2 separate regions of the Homo sapiens genome follow, and region 1 is linked to region 2. A link is an interaction called in ENCODE POLR2A ChIA-PET data of the cell type or tissue named here. Cell type or tissue: PC-9. All regions are shown on one strand.

The links. ChIA-PET counts read pairs that join two places held together with the same protein. Peaks named below come from ENCODE experiments on the same cell type or tissue, not always from the same donor. Only the 100,000 strongest peaks of a DNase experiment are listed, where the experiment ranks them.
Region 1: POLR2A ChIA-PET joins it to region 2 with 19 read pairs; 2 of 35 experiments call an interaction of 5 or more read pairs at or near these places.

What each region holds. Positions count from the first base shown.
Region 1 is chr1:19,783,963-19,791,962 of GRCh38, forward strand. It overlaps TMCO4 (transmembrane and coiled-coil domains 4), which reads right to left. Exons shown (of 16, transcript NM_181719.7): 3 at 3,064-3,155. Among named protein-coding and RNA genes, the nearest start is that of TMCO4, 12 kb to the right of the region's middle. In PC-9, no CTCF peak of the experiment used is centred here; a DNase peak (open chromatin) is centred at 3,159.
Region 2 is chr1:19,865,689-19,873,688 of GRCh38, forward strand. LOC105376823 (a long non-coding RNA gene) reads right to left here. Exons shown (of 3, transcript XR_947028.3): 2 at 1-64. Among named protein-coding and RNA genes, the nearest start is that of OTUD3, 13 kb to the right of the region's middle. In PC-9, no CTCF peak of the experiment used is centred here; DNase peaks (open chromatin) are centred at 1,233 and 6,683.

The sequences.
Region 1 (8,000 bases), 82 kb before region 2:
GCATAAACCATGAACTAAGGGCAGTGCCAAGGGCAGCACTAGCCTGATGTCAGCAGGTCAGAAATTTCCACTACATTTAATCAACTCCACGTGCCACTTGGAGGCTATATTGATCGCACCTATTACTCAGAGGAGCCCAAGGTAGTATTTTACTGAACTGGTATCTGGGAAGCCCCACGCCAGTTCTTAGCTCAATAATAAACAGCTTTCTGATCAGGGAAGGGTAAGCTGGCCTGCTTCTAACCACAGAGGTATGAGGATGTGTCTAGAGTACAAAAGGCTAAGCTCAGGCTGGGCGCGGTAGCTCACGCCTGTAATCCCAGCACTTTGGGAGGCCGAGGCGGGTGGATCACTTGAGGTCAAGAGTTTGAGACCAGCCTGGCCAACATAGTGAAACCCCGTCTCTACTAAAAATACAAAAATTAACTGTGCATGGTTGGGTGTGCCTGTAATCCCAGCTACTCGGGAGGCTGAGGCAGGAGAATCACCTGAATCTGGGAGGCAGAGGTTGCAGTGAGCTGAGATTGTGCCACTGCACTCCAGTCTGGACAACAGAGCAAGACTCCATCTAACAAAATAATAATAATAATAAAGCTAAACTCAGACCAAATTCATTCATTCATTCAACACAATTTCTCCTGATGCCCTACAATGCATTCTCTACATAGTGGCCTCAGTGACCTTTTTGTCACATAGACCAGTCATGTCACTAGGTTGCTTAAAAGCCTGCAAAAGCCTCCCATCACATCAGGATAAATTCCAATCTTGGTATGATGGCCTAAGAGGGGTGTCCAATCTTTTGGCTTCCCTGGGCTACACTGGAAGAAGAATTGGTTTGGGCCACACATGAAATACACTAACATTAAATGATAGCTGATGCACTAAAAAAAAAAAAAAAAAAAAAAAATTTCGCAAGACAACCTCATAATGTTTTAAGAAAGTCTATGAATTTGTGTTGGGCCGCATTCAAAGCTGTCCTGGGCTATATGTGGCCCACAGGCCGAAGATTGGACAAGCTTAAATGTCCTGTGCAATCCGGTTGCTGCCTGCCACTGAACTCCATCTCATGTCCCCACACCGGTCTTGTTCACTACGCTACAGCCACACTGGCTGTCTTTCTGCTCATTCCCTCCAGGCCCTTGCACCTGCCATTCTCCCTGCTGGGACCACCCTTCCCTGACCATCACATCATCTGGCCTCAGCCCAGATGTCACCTCCTCTGAGAGACCTTCCCTGACCACCCAGGCTACAGTATTAGGTTGGTGCAAAAGTAACTGTGGTTTTTGCAATTTAATAGCAAGACCCACAATTACTTTGCACCAACCTAATATCTTTGTCTTCTATCTCAGCACCCTGTTCTATTTTTATACTACTCATTCTTACCTAAAATAATGTTTTTTTGTTTGTTTCTTTTGTTTTGTTTTGTTTTACTTATTTGTTTACCTGTGTGTACGAGGCAGTTCCCTGGTTGTTTTTTCACTGCCACACCCCGAGCTTTCTGGACAGGACCTGGATCACTGTAGGCATTCAGGAAATACTTGCTGGATGAATGAAGAAGGGGCTAGGATGTGGGAAGCCCTGTTCTGGGCCTTAGGGCAGATCAGAGGATGAAACTGACAAGTTCCCTGCTCTTAAGGGGCTTACATTCTGGTGGGAGACAGGCAATAATATGCCAATACATAATGACAAAGCGACCTAAGTTGGTCAAGGTCACAGAGCTAATAAGCAGTAGAACCGAGACACACACTCAGGAGGTCTGGTTGCAGAATCCATGCCCTCAGCAGCCCACTCAACACATAGCTAACTAAGCATTCCTTCAGGAAGTGGTCAGGGGGAGGAACAGTGAGGCAGGGTGAGGGGATATGAAGTGATGGGGTGAAGCAGGGCTGGCTACTGTATGTGGATGAAAGGTGTCATTCCAGCAGAGGCCTGCAGAAGTCACAGGCTGGGTGGAGAGGTATTCCTTAGAGGAAACAGTATGGTGGTAGAGACAGACAAATACACAGACAATGGTGGCTGGGCACAGTGGCTCACGCCTGTAATCCGAGAGCTTTCGGAGGCTGAGGCAGGAGGACTGCAGGAGCCTGGGCAACAAAGTGAGACCCTGTCTTTACAAAAATAATAATATTTTAAAAATTAGCCAGGCATGGTGGAGCATACCTGTGGTCCCAGCTACTCAAGAGTATGAGGCAGGAGCATCGCTTAAGCCCAGGAGTCTGAGGAATTTGAGGCTGCAGCGAGCCGTGATCGCACTATTGCCCTCCAGCCTGGTGACAGAGCAAGACCCTGTCTCTCAAAGAAAAATAAACCAGAACAAACAGAAAAAACAGACAACAACAACCCGTGTGATAAACACCATGACAGGGGAAACATGAGAGTCAGAGGGATCCCAAGATGGGGACCCTGAACCCAGCACTGGCTCCCTGGAGAAGGTGATGGTAAAGCTGCGACCTGAACAAGGAGTGAATCAGACAGGGGTGGGGTGGGCACGTCTTTGACAAAGGGAAAAGCATGTGTCAAGACCCAGAGGTAGAGGAGAAACACTTTAGAAGAACCAAAAAGATGTTTGGTGCGGCCAGGGCTTGGACAATGGGTGGGCGTGAAGAAATGAGGTGGGAGTAGAAGCTGCCAAGGGCTGCCCCAGGCAGGGCCAAGTTCGTCTCACTAAGGAATTAGGCTTCCTTGTAAAGGCAACGGCCATGCGGGAGGCTGAATGAGGGTGCATGGAACCTCTTGGTACTATATTTGCAACTTCCTGTGAGCCTATAATTATTTTAAAATAAAAATTTTTTTAAAAAGTAGTCGAACATCTCTAAAGAATTTTAAAAACCTTTTCTTGAGGCAAAAGTAAAACATAAATGAATATTGACCTCTTAACGGGTTAAATGAATCTAATAAACACGTATTAGCCCTACTACAGTGGTGACTAAGACAGGCATATAAAGACCCCTTAATTGGGAGATTATATTCTAGAGAGGGAGACAGAAAATGTGAACTCAGAAAGAAGACCATTTTAAATAGTAATAAGGGGCTACTGAAGGAAAAGAAACCTTCAATACTTACCCAGATTTCAAGAAACAGCCGTGGGCCTCTCTCTGTCTGAAGACAGGCTGCTCAGGTTCTGGATGGTTCTTTGGAGAAATATGCAAATTGCCCTGCGGGAGAAAACCAGAAAAACCAGCCTGTGGGTCCACGGAGTGTGAGATCTGGGGGAGGCTACGGCAGAGGGAGCTGGCTGGTCAGTTAAAGCTCAGGGGAGCCTGGCACTGCACCGTCGCTCCCCTGGGCCCTTGCCCTGCACGTTCCTTGACGTGGGGTGCTCTTCTCAATAGGGTGGTAGGGCAGGCAGCTACCACTGCTGAGCACTCACCATGTGCTGGGCACGGCCCTGCCACTTTCCATGGATTGTCTCATTGAATGTCCTTGTTCAACTCTCTGTACCCTGAGCTGTGGTCACTGCATCCAGTTCCTCAGCGGGCACCCTGTCGCCTCCACATCTGTACCTGGTGCCTAACCACAGAGTGGGCACTCAGAAAATGTCAGTTACATGAACCGAGGAATGAACTAGCTTTCAGGCTTAAGCAAGAGCTAGATTTTCCTATATTTCTCCCTAAAGGCACTCCCTTTCTCACATGCCAATGGAGCATCAGATGGGGAAGGGAGATGGAGGAAGGGCCAAGCATCTGGAATTACCCAAAGGAGGTCTCAGGACCCAAAACCGCAACTTCAAACCAAAACTTCAAAACCAAAACCTCAACTAATTTGAGCTTCATCCTTAGTGCCATTTTCTTTTTCTTTTCTTTCTTTCTTTTTGAGACAGTTTTGCTCTGTCGCCCAGGCTGGAGTGCAGTGGTGCAATCTCAGCTCACTGCAACCTCCGCCTCCCAAGTTCAAGTGATTCTTGTGCCTCAGCCTCCTGAGTAGCTGGGATTACAGGCACGCACCACCATGCCTGGCTAATTTTTCATATTTTTAGTAGAGACGGGGTTTTGCCATGTTGCCCAGGCTGGTCTGGAACTCCTGAGCTCAGGCAATCTGCCTGCCTCAGCCTCCCAAAGTGCTAGGATTACAGGCGTGAGCCACTGCACCCAGCCCTTAGTGCCATTTTCAATGCTAGTGAAAACAATACTTTTTACCTCTTTAAGCTTCAGTGGGGTTTTTATTAAGTTATCAGTGGGAACACCCTTCTCCTGGATGTTGCGTTCCTCCCCAGCATGAGAATGTACCTGTACTGTGCCTAAAAACTGAATATTCACACCATGAGTCCAATCGTGTTAAAGCAATGGAGAGGAGAAAAATGACTGGAAGAACAGCCTCCAAAATTATCTCTGAATTGCCATTTACAGATATCAGAGACTTTTCTGTATTTCCCCCAAATTTTCTGCCACAAATTTGTATCGCTTTTGAACTCTCTAGAAAGTTATTTTGTGTAGGTCTCTATCCATAGAGAGGGTACTGTTAGGACACGCACCAGGATGCTGGCAGTGGCTAACTCCAGGTAGGCAGGGACCGGGATTGGATTCTGGATGATTTTAATTTTTTTATATATCTGTGTTTTATGAATTATTAACAATAAGTGTCGATTTTGAGATCAGAAAAAAAATAATTTAAAATTACAACATGCTGCACTGGTGACAATCCGTTTTGTGCTTCTCCTTCCAACCCTGTGTCCAGTGACACTGGCAGCCCGAGATTGGCATGTTGGGAATATTTACATCACAGAAATTAGCAAATGCTACAAATCAGGGATAATTTTGTTCTAGAGAGGTAGTAGAACAGAATTCGACTGCATATACAATATGACTCTAGTTATGTTTTTAAAACATGTTTCGGCTGGGTGTGGTAGCTCATGCCTGTAATTCCAGCATTTTGGGAGGCCGAGGCAGGTGGATCAGGAGGTCAGGAGATCAAGACCATCCTGGCTAACATGGTGAAACCCCGTCTCTACTAAAAATACAACAAATTAGCCAGGTGTGCTGGCACGCGCCTGTAGTCCCAGCTACTCAGGAGGCTGAGGCAGGAGAATGGCGTGAACCCGGGAGGCGGAGCTTGCAGTGAGCCGAGATCGCATCACTGCACTCCAGCCTGGGCGACAGAGTGAGACTCTGTCTCACAAAAAAAAAAAAATTAAATTAAAAAAAACAACAACCATGTTTCAGCCAGGTGTAGTGGCTCACGCCTGTAATCCCAGCACTTTGGGAGGCTGAGGCAGGCAGTTCACCTGAGTTGAGAAGCTCGAGACCAGCCTGGCCAACATGGCGAAACCCCATCTCTACTAAAAATACGAAAATTAGCTGGTTGTGCTGGTGCATGCCTGTAACCCCAGCTATTCAGGAGGCTGAGGCAGGAGAATTGCTAGAGCCCAGGAGGCAGAGAATGCAGTGAGCCAAGTATGCTCTTGAATGCACTGTACTCCAGCCTGGGCGACACAGTGAGACTCTGCCTCAAATAAATAAATAAATAAATAACAAAACATCTTTCACAGAGCAAAAAGATCAGAAGGAAATACATCAAAATGTTTATGATCATTGTCTCTTGGTTGGTGGGGCTAAGGGACTAGAGGTGATTGGTTTCTGTTCTTTCTATTTTTCTATATTTTTAGCATTTCGGTCATGAGCTTATTGGTGCTTTTATAATGTAGAAAAAAACCCTTTTAATTAGAACTAATTCTGCCTCTTGATCCTTAGAAGGGGAGTGTGTTTTATCTCAGAAAGCCCTGGACCCATGTGGCCCAGCCAAGCCAGTGGGGATGAGTTCACAGTTAAGTCCCATACATTTGACCAATAAGTCTTGTCAGTAAGAAAAGGAGGCTGGGTGCAGTGGCTCATGCCTATAATCCCAGCACTTTGGGAGGCCGAGGCAGGTGGATCTCTTGAGCCCAGGAGTTCGAGACCAGCCTGGGCAACATGGCAAAACCCCATCTCTACAACAAATACAAAAATTAGCCAGGCATGATGGTGAGTACCTGCAGTCCCAGCTACTCGGGAGGGTGAGGTGGGAGAATCACTTGAGTCTTGGGGGTCGAGGCTGCAGTGAGTTGAGATCCTGCCACTGGACTCCAGCCTGGGTGACAACAGAGTGAGACTCTGCCTCAGAAAAAAAAAAAAAAAAAGAGATTCCCTATTTAGTAAATGATGCTGGGAGAACTGGCTAGCCGTATGCAGAAAATTGAAACTAGACCCCTTCTTTACACCGTATACAAAAATTAACTGAAGATGGATTAAAGACTTAAAACCTAAAACTATAAAAACCCTAGAAGAACATCTAGGCAATACCATTCAGCACATAGGCACAGGCACAGATGTTATGACGAAATCACCAAAAGCAATTGCAACAAAAGCAAAAACTGACAAATGGGATCTGATTAAACTAAAGAGCTTCTGCACAGCAAAAGAAACTATCATCAGAGTGAACAGGCAACCTACAGAGTGGGAGAAAGTTTTTGCAATCTATCCATCTGATAAATGTCTAATATCAAGGAACTTAAGCAAATTTACAAGAAAAAAACAAACAACCCCATTAAAAAGTGGGCAAAGTACATGAACAGACACTTCTCAAAAGATATTCATGTTGCCAAGAAACATATGAAAAAAAAAGCTCAACATCACTGATCATTAGAGACATGCAAATCAAAACCACAATGAGATACCATCTCATGCCAGTCAGAACGGCAATTATTAAAAAGTCAGGAAACAACAGAAGCTGGCAAGGCTGCAGAGAAATAGGAACACTCTTACACTGTTGGTGGGAATGTAAATTAGTTCAACCATTGTCGAAGACGGTGTGGCGATTCCTCAAAGATCTAGAACCGGAAATACCATTTGACCCAGCAATCTCACTACTGGGTACATACCCAAAGGAATGTAAATCATTCTATTACAAAGATACCTGCACGTGTATGTTCACTGCAGCACTATTCACAATAGCAAAGACATGGAATCAGCCCAAATGCCCATTGATGATAGATTGGATAAAGAAAATGTGGTACATATACACCATGGAATGCTATGCAGCCATAAAAAGGAATGAGATCATATCCTTTGCAGGGATATGGATGGAGCTGGGAGCCATTATCCTCAGCAAACTAATTCAGTAACAGAAAACCAAACACCACATGTTCTCACTTATAAGTGGGAGCTGAACAATGAGCACACATGGACACAGGAAGGAGAACACACACTGGGGCCTGTCAGCGGGTGGGATGCGAGGAGAGAGAGCATTAGGAAAAACAGCTAATGCATGCTTGGCTCAATACCTAGGTGATGGGCTGCTAAGTGCAGCAAACCATCATGGCACATGTTTACCTATGTAACAAAACTGTACATCCTGTACATGTATCCCAGAACTTAAAATTAAAATTAAAATTAAAATTAAAAAAAAAAAGGAAAAGAAAATAGCAAGGGTTGGTGGGACAGACAGTGCAATTCTCAGCTTCTCAGCTCTCCATGATGCTGGAATGGGGGAGCCCATGGTTCCAACTCTATGGATTGTCTAACTGGACAGGCTGGGACCCCAAACTCTTCCAGCTGCACAAGCATGGGGGCAGCTGTGGTGTGGGAATGCGTCACCTGCTGTGTATACTGGTTCTTGGGGGCCTCCACCCCTTGATCTGATTTGGGATCAGGATCCAGTCCAAAATAAAACTGGATCTCAAGTGTGTCTGAGAAGTTACACTGATTCCAAGAGAGTGCTGGATTCCTGCGACGAGAAAAAGCCCCTTCTGTCAGGACCAGCAGTACCTCTGTGCCCTGGGGTCACCTAAGACACACAGGGCTGGTCCAGCAGCGCCCTGGGGCTCAGGAGTCACTGACGGAAGGAGGAGCTCCCAGCTCCCGGTAGCCTCCTGAGGTTCTTGTCCCGGGTACTGTGAAGACACCAAATGATATAGTTTGGCTGTGTCCCCACCCAAATCTCACCTTGAATTATAGCTCCCACAATTCCCACATGTCATGGGAGGGACTTGGTGGGAGGTAACTGAATCATGGGGGTGAGTCTTTCCT
Region 2 (8,000 bases):
TGGATGATGACACACGTCACTTCTGTTCATGTCCCCGTGGCAGAAATTAGTCCCATGGCTGCATCTGGGTACAAGAAGACTGGAAAATGGAACCCAGGTTTGGGCAGCCGCTTTTCAGCAACAACTTCACACTATGGAAGGGGAGGCATGAGTTTTGGGCAGACAGCAATATCTTTTAGAAATGTATTATCATTATCATCGTCATAATCATCATCATTCCCTACCCCATTTTTGGGTGGGGAAACTGAGATTTCAATGTTTAGGTAACTTACCCAAGGTCCATAGCTAGTAAGTGGTAGAAGCAGAATTTGAACTCAGGTAGTCTGGTTGCAAATCCCATGTGCTTGCTACTGTAACCTGATAGCATGCAATGATGAATAAGATGTAGTCATTCTCCCCAGAGCCCCCCAGGAAAAAGGTAATGTCACATATGCCCATAAGAAGTGCTTACACAGTCATTCTAAGTCAGAGCTTAGATTCCACCTTCAAAAAGAAGACTTCCCTGCTGCCCTTATCTTCTAGTCATTCAGCACCCCCAGGCACTCTGTCTCATATACCCCCATGTGTTTTCTTCACAGTGCTATCACCATCTGAAATCATACACACATTTGTTTCTTTGTGTGTCGACTATCTCCCCAACTATAATATAAACTCCCTGAAAGCAGGGACCTGTCTATCTTGTTAGTATCCCAGTACCCATCATAGAATCTGGCATAGAGTAAATCCTTCATCAATTTTTGTGAAATAAATGAGCAGATATATCTACCAAATGCTGCTGAAGCAGATACATTCACTTACTCATTCTGATATTCATTCTCTCATGTACTTGCGGAGTCACATACTCATTCATTCATTCATTCATCTGTAGACTCTCAAAAGTCAGGGCCTCATCTGGGGATAAAGAGGTGATAGTTCTTGGTCTAAGAGTAGCTTGGGAAAACCTGACAGGCTTCCTGTAGGTGGTGATGTTAGAGCTGGAGGGAGTATTTTTGGGTTGGGGAAAGGGGTGTTATATTACTTCTTTGGACACTTTTACATTTTCACTTGATCTGTTCCCAAATGCATTGCTCTCACTACCTTTGTAAACTACCATTGTTGGGAAGAAGACCAGCCTGGCTACCATTTTATGACTGCAAAGCTCTTGAATGTTACAAAGAATCTAAGGAGTATGTAATAGATTCACCATGGCACAAAGTGGGCTGGTCATTTCTGTCTGAGAGGGGAGTAAGGGCGGGTTCTAGCTTCATAGCAAAGTGCTAGTAGCTTTTGTTAGTCTATAATTAAGTGACTCAGCCACCCATGTGACAATCAGCCCATCTCAAATTCCTGATGCTACAGTAATGCCAATGTCACAGCTGTAAGCATGAGTGGACTGTCCCCAAGGAACAGTACTCAAAATCTTAAAAATCTGAGTTGTATTCTCCAGTTTTCTTTTTGGACAAGCCAAGCCAATGAGTATGGCAGCTATGTCAATTCCTGGTACCAATAATATGCTTATATAATGTCACGAATGACATACCTGACAGAATCAAAGTTAGGGTTGGCTGCTCTAGAAAGAAATAGTTGAACTTTTCCTATGAGAGGCTGCTCCAGCCCTAGAATTGTTGAGGTCTGGTGCTGATGAAAGCTTAGAGAACAGGCTTAGAGCAAAGGGCCAGGTGTTCCAAAAGTTGTTCACATCTTCTTTGGGATGCTTTTTATTTAAAAAAATACCACTGTAATAAAATTTTAATGTCTGAAATTTAGAAAAATACAAACATGCAAAAAATGCAAACAAAACAAAGTAAAAATCATGTCCAATTCTGAGAGCCCAGAGGTAATCAACTTAATTTGATGCCTATTCTTTCATTTTCTCTTTCTCTCTCTGCATGTATGTACGTGTGTGTCTTTTTCCAAAAATGGGAGCCCCACCTCTTTGCAAACTTCTCTTTTCACCCAATAACACATTGCATACACCGTTTCATTTCATTTGATCTGTCATTTTCTATGAGACTATTTTTATTGGTTACTGATTATTCTATGATATGGCGGAATTCCTTGTTTATTTGAAAAAGCCCCTATGGGGTAGCCATTTAAGTTGCTTGTCATCTTTCCCATGAAAATATATGCCTGAATGATTATTTCTGAGGCTAGGTATTGAGTCAAATGATGAGGAGTTTTAATTTAATTTAATTTTTTTGAGACAGAATCTTGCTCTGTTGCCTTGGCTGGAGTGCAATACCATGATCTTGGCTCACTGCAACCTCTGCCTCCCAGGTTCAAGTGATTCTTGTGCCTCAGCAGCCCGAGTAGCTGGCATTACAGGCATGTCCCACCAGTCCCAACTAATTTTTGTATTTTTTGTAGAGATGGGATTTCACCATGTTGGCCAAGCTTGTCTTGAATTCCTGGCCTCAAGTGATCCGTCTGCTTTGGCCTCCCAAAGTGCTGGGATTACAGGTGTGAGCCATCATGCCCTGCCTGGTGTGTACCTTTTAAATCATGGCATTTTTTTCACCAGAAAAATGGAGAAACTCTAGTTGTTCTAGCTGTGCAAATTGAAATAAAGGTTAATTTAAAGTGTGTGTGGGTGGAGAGACTGAGTGTAATATTATGATTAGCTGTAAATACAAAAATTAAATGCTCTTTTATTTGAATAGATCTACTGCAAGGGGGTCATTTTGACCGCAATTCTTTCTTGTAATGGAAAACTATAGAGATATTCACCTGGGAAGTAGTAGGTAGTGGAAACACCGGATTTCCCCTCCTTTCAGGATGTTTAGGTTTATGCTTTTGCATGTGACATTTTTTGTGAACTTTTAAATGGGCTTGGAAATCTTCTGCTTTATTTGAGAGATCCTCTCTCTAGGACTGGGTCTCTCCTAGACTTTACCGATATAATACGTACCCATTTATTCCTTTCATCTTCTCCAAGAAGAGAAACGAACACAGAGCCAAAGGAAGCAGCTTCCTAGGCTATCAGCAGATATGTCTTCTTTTTTTTTCTTTTCTTTTTTTTTTGAGATGAACTCTTGCTCTGTCACCCATGCTGGAGTGCAGTGGCGTAATCTTGGCTCACTGCAATCTCTGTCTCCCAGGTTCAAGTGATTCTCCTGCCTCAGCTTCCTGAGTAGCTGAGATTACAGGCGTCTGCCACCACGCCTGGCTAATTTTTGTATTTTTAATAGAGATGGTGTTTCACCATATTGGCCAGGCTGATTTCAAACTCCTGACCTTAGGTGAGCTACCCACCTTGGCCTCCCAAAGTGCTGGGATTACAGGCTTGAGCCACTGCATCCAGACCAGATTTATCTTCTTCACAGGACAGGCGTGTTCTCGAGGAGGGCTGAGAATGATTCCCAGCTACTCTACAGGACCAGTGGCTTGTATCAGCAGTCACAGTGAGATGCAGGGTTTTCATGGCTATGAGGAGTTTACTCTCTCATCAACCCTGTCCACCTTCAATAGTCAAAGGCAGTTCTCTGCCAACCCAGTCTGATCATAGGATTTCCTCCCATTTATAGGATACACACTATATGCCAGGCAGGTTATATCCATCAACTTGCAAGGTAGACATTTGTATCTCTATTTTGCAGATGAAGAGATAGAAACTGAACGAGGTGAATGACTTGCCCAGGGTCACACATTTAGGAAGTGGATGAGCCAGGATTCTGATTCAGCTCCATCTGATTCCAGAGCCCCTAAACTCTCGCCTCTATGCCTCATTGCCACTGTGACTTGTTACTATTCCTGTAACTTTGAACTCATCAGAGGTGGGTAGATTTTGACAAAGGAATTGTTATTTTTCGTTGTCTGTGTTTTATGGCTCCAGCAATGCCATTTTTCTACCAATCATACATGTTAATGGTCTGAAAAACTTGGTTTTATGGGTATAACCAAAGAATCCTGAGGACATATAAGTAAATGCCTTTATCTAAAAATGTGGGCTGGGGGCGATGACTCACACCTGTAATCCCAGTGCTTTGGGAGGCTGAGGTGGGAGGATGGCTTGAGGCCAGGTGTTTGAGACCAACTTGGGTAACATAGTGAGACCCTGTATCTACAAAAAAATTAAAAAATTAGCCAGGCATGATGGTGTGTGCCTGTAGTCCCAGCTACTTGGGGGGCTGAAGTGGGAGGATTGCTTGAGCCCAGGAATTCAAGGTTATAGTGAGCTATGATCATGCCACTGAACCCAGCCTGGGTAGCAGAATGAGACCTTGTCTCTCTAAAAAACATAAAGAATAAAAAATAAATTTGGGCTTCTGGCTCTGGTTGCCATGAAGAGAGGAACCTACTCATCCTTCAGGAATGAGTTCTGGGCTCTCTGGGAGCTTTTCCTGATGCTTCCGTCCTCCCCTCCAGTTCTGGATCAGATGCCTTAGAACTCTGAATCTGTCACTTGAGAGAGGCATCATAAAGAAATGTTCAGCTTTGACGTCTGCCTCTCCCAGATACAAGGGCCTTCTTATCAGTGCTGTCTGCCTTGAGTGCTCAACAGATGAGTCTGGGCTTATCTGGCAAAGTGATTTTCAGCTTTTCACTTCCTGCATCTGTCCATTCCACTCAATGGCCATTTCTGGGGCCTCCTGGGTGCCACGGATAACTAAGACAGAGTCTCCACCGCGGAAGATTCCTGTCTAGTGGAGTCAGGCAGATAGTAAATCTGAATATTTAATAGCAAAAAATTGAAAGTGAGTGAACAAAAGCTACATGTATCATCAACATGGATAAGTTTCAAAAATATACAGTTCAGCCGGGTGCGGTGGTTCAGGCCTCTAACCCAGCACTTTGGGAGGCCGAGGTGGGTGGATCACCTGAGGTTAGGAGTTCGAGACCAGCCTGGCCAACATGGCGAAACACTGTCTCTACTAAAAATACAAAAATTAGCAGGGCATGGTGGCATGTGCCTGTAATCCCAGCTATTTGGGAGGCTGAGGCAGGAGAATCGCTTGAACCTGGGAGGCAGAGGTTGTAGTGGGCTGAGATCACACCACTGCACTCCAGCCTGGGCAACAGAGTAAGACTCTGTCTCAAAAAAAAAAAAAAAACTATGTGTATATATATATACGTACATATAATCCTTTATAAACAATAAAAGTCATGGAAGATACATCTACCTTGGTCTCATTTATATAAAGTTAAAAATGCTAAACAATACTGCATATGATTTAGTGATACAAACCAATGTGCGATAAATACCAAAGTGATGATAGTAGTTATCTCAAGGTGATAGGGAGGAACTCCTGTTGGGGAGAGGTGGATAGCGGGCTTCAATTGTATATGTGACATCTTATTTCTCAGGGGAAGAGTGGGAGACATGTGAGTGTATGTGGCATTATTCTCTTTATATATTTGTAATTGCTAATACTTCACTTTAAAAGGTAGGCTCTAGGCCAGGCACGGTGGCTCACACCTGTAATCCCAGCACTTTGGGAGGCCGAGGCGGGTGGATCACGAGGTCAGGAGTTCAAGACCAGCCTAGCCAATATAGTGAAACTCATCTCTACTAAAAATACAAAAAATTAGCCAGGCGGGGTGGCGCATGCCTGTAATCCCAGCTACTCGGGAGGCTGAGGCAGGAGAATCGCTTAAACTCGGGAGGTGGAGGTTGTAGTGAGCAGAGATCATGCCACTGTACTCCAGCCTGGGTGACACAGCAAGACTCCATCTCAAAAAAAAAAAAAAAAAAAAAAAAAGGTAGGCTCTAAAGAAATACACACAAATATACACATGTAGTCTCATCCTTGTTTTATATTTTAAAATAATTTTATGTTTGTCGTGGAGAAAAGGTGGGAGGAAATATTAGGTTAAACCGTATGAAATTGTCATTTTTGTAGGCTGAAAATTGTCAAATATCAGCAATTTCATATGGTTCAACCTAACACATCAAAATGGCAACAATCATTATTCCTGAGAGTGCAAGTATGGGTGATTTTGTTTTCTTTTAAATTTTTAATGTCTTTTTTGGTTTTCTATCATGAGCAGGTATTTCTCTTTTTTTTTTTTTTTTTTTTTTTTTTTGTGACAGAGTCTCGCTCTGATGCCCAGGCTGGAGGTCAATGGCGCGATCTCAGCTCACTGCAACCTACGCCTCCCAGGTTTAAGCGATTCTCGTGCTTCAGCCTCCTGATTAGCTGGAACTACAGGTGATCGCCACAACGCATGGCTAATTTTTGTATTTTTAGTAGAGACAGGGTTTCACCATGTTGCCTAGGCTGGTCTTGAACTCCTGACCTCAGTTGATCCACCCACCTCGGCCTCCCAAAGTGCTGGGATTATAGGCATGAGCCACCGCTCCCGGCCAACATGTATTTTTCATATCAGAAAAATATCCATGTATATTGAGAGAAAAGAGAGGAAGTTGTTGGGCCCACCTTGGGGATGGGACTTCATGCCCGGCAGTGTGGGATGATGAAGGGAGAGAGGGCTGTGTTCGAGTTCCTGCTCTGCTAGTAACCAGCTAATGTGACCAACAAATCCACTTTACCTTCTTGGGACCTCAATCTCTCCATCTATAAAACAGCAAAGTTGGAAAAGGATCATTTCCAATGTGCTTTTATGTTCTATAAGCCTTTTTTGCTTTATGCCAAGTCTATTCCCTTAGACGTGGGGGAAAGTCGAGTTGACGGCAGTTCATCTCCACATCACAAAATATGTCTTTCTGCTGCCCCCTCGTGTGGCCTGTGGAACAGCCTTCCACTTCCCGTCACCTGGTTAGTTCATTTGTGCCCCAGGGTGGGGTCCTGGCACAGGTGCTGATGATGCAGTTGTAAATAATGAGTTTACACAGGATGACGATGACTGCAAATACTGTGGGCCATTAGGATCTCTGGCACAGACACCAAACAAAGACATTGCTATGGAGCTGTAAAAGATAAATCCCACAGCTCGAGGTCCAGCAAGTTCACTGAATGAGCATGAGGAAGAGGAGTCCTCCACTGCCACCCCATAACCATATTTTCCCCATTAAGGGCCAATGATGAAATGGATCAAGTGAGGGTCACATACAAACAATAGCTGTTGTTTTATTGTCCTTGAGAGAAATGCAGAATGTTCTCTTTCTTTCTTTCTTTCTTTCTTTCTTTCTTTCTTTCTTTCTTTCTTTCTTTCTTCCTTCCTTCCTTCCTTCCTTCCTTCCTTCCTTCCTTCCTTCCTTCCTTTCTTTTTTGAGACGGAGTCTCGCTCTGTCACCTAGGCTGGAGTGCAGTGGCGTGATCTCAGCTTAATGCAACCTCTGCCTGCCGGGTTCAAGCAACTCTCTGCCTCAGCCTCCCAAGTAGCTGAGATCACAGGCGGCAGCCACTATGCGCAGCTAATTTTTGTATTTTAGTAGAGATGGGTTTCCACCATCTTGGCCAGGATTGTCTTGAACTCCTGACCTTGTGATCCACCTGCTTCAGCCTCCCAAAGTGCTGGGATTACAGGCGTGAGCCACAGTGCCTGGCCAGGTTTCTAGCAATTTCTAGTGGCTAGGAAAAGGAATGATGAAGGATATTAAACCCTTCACTTCACACATATGAATAATTTAGTATATGTAATATAGTTTGGTCTTATAGCCATTTAGGAGAAAGTAGAGAGAATGGGCAGTGGTGAGGAAGGAAACAAAAAAAAGCCCAGAAATTAAGGGAAAGAGGAGGAGGGAAACTAACACTTACGGTGCCAGGGACTTTGCTGGAGTTGTGATATCAATACTTCAGAACAATCCGGAGAAGAAGCCCCAACTGCTCTCATTTTTTCCACACAAAGAAACTAGAGCTCAGAAAGATTATGGAAAACAATGCTGGCCACACAGCTTGTAAGAAGTGGGAACTGGACTCAATTCTGTCTGACCACTCCAAAACCTGTTGTTTTATTTTTTATTTTGGTCCACCCTATGCTAAGTGGGTGAGATAAAAGGAGCACTGGAAATGCAGAGGAAGAGGAGGAAGTTGGAGAGGGAAAGTGGGACAGGCAGAGGCACACGGAGGATGACCCACGGCCATCAAGAACAGGAACTGCCGGCAGAAAGAGACAGGGGA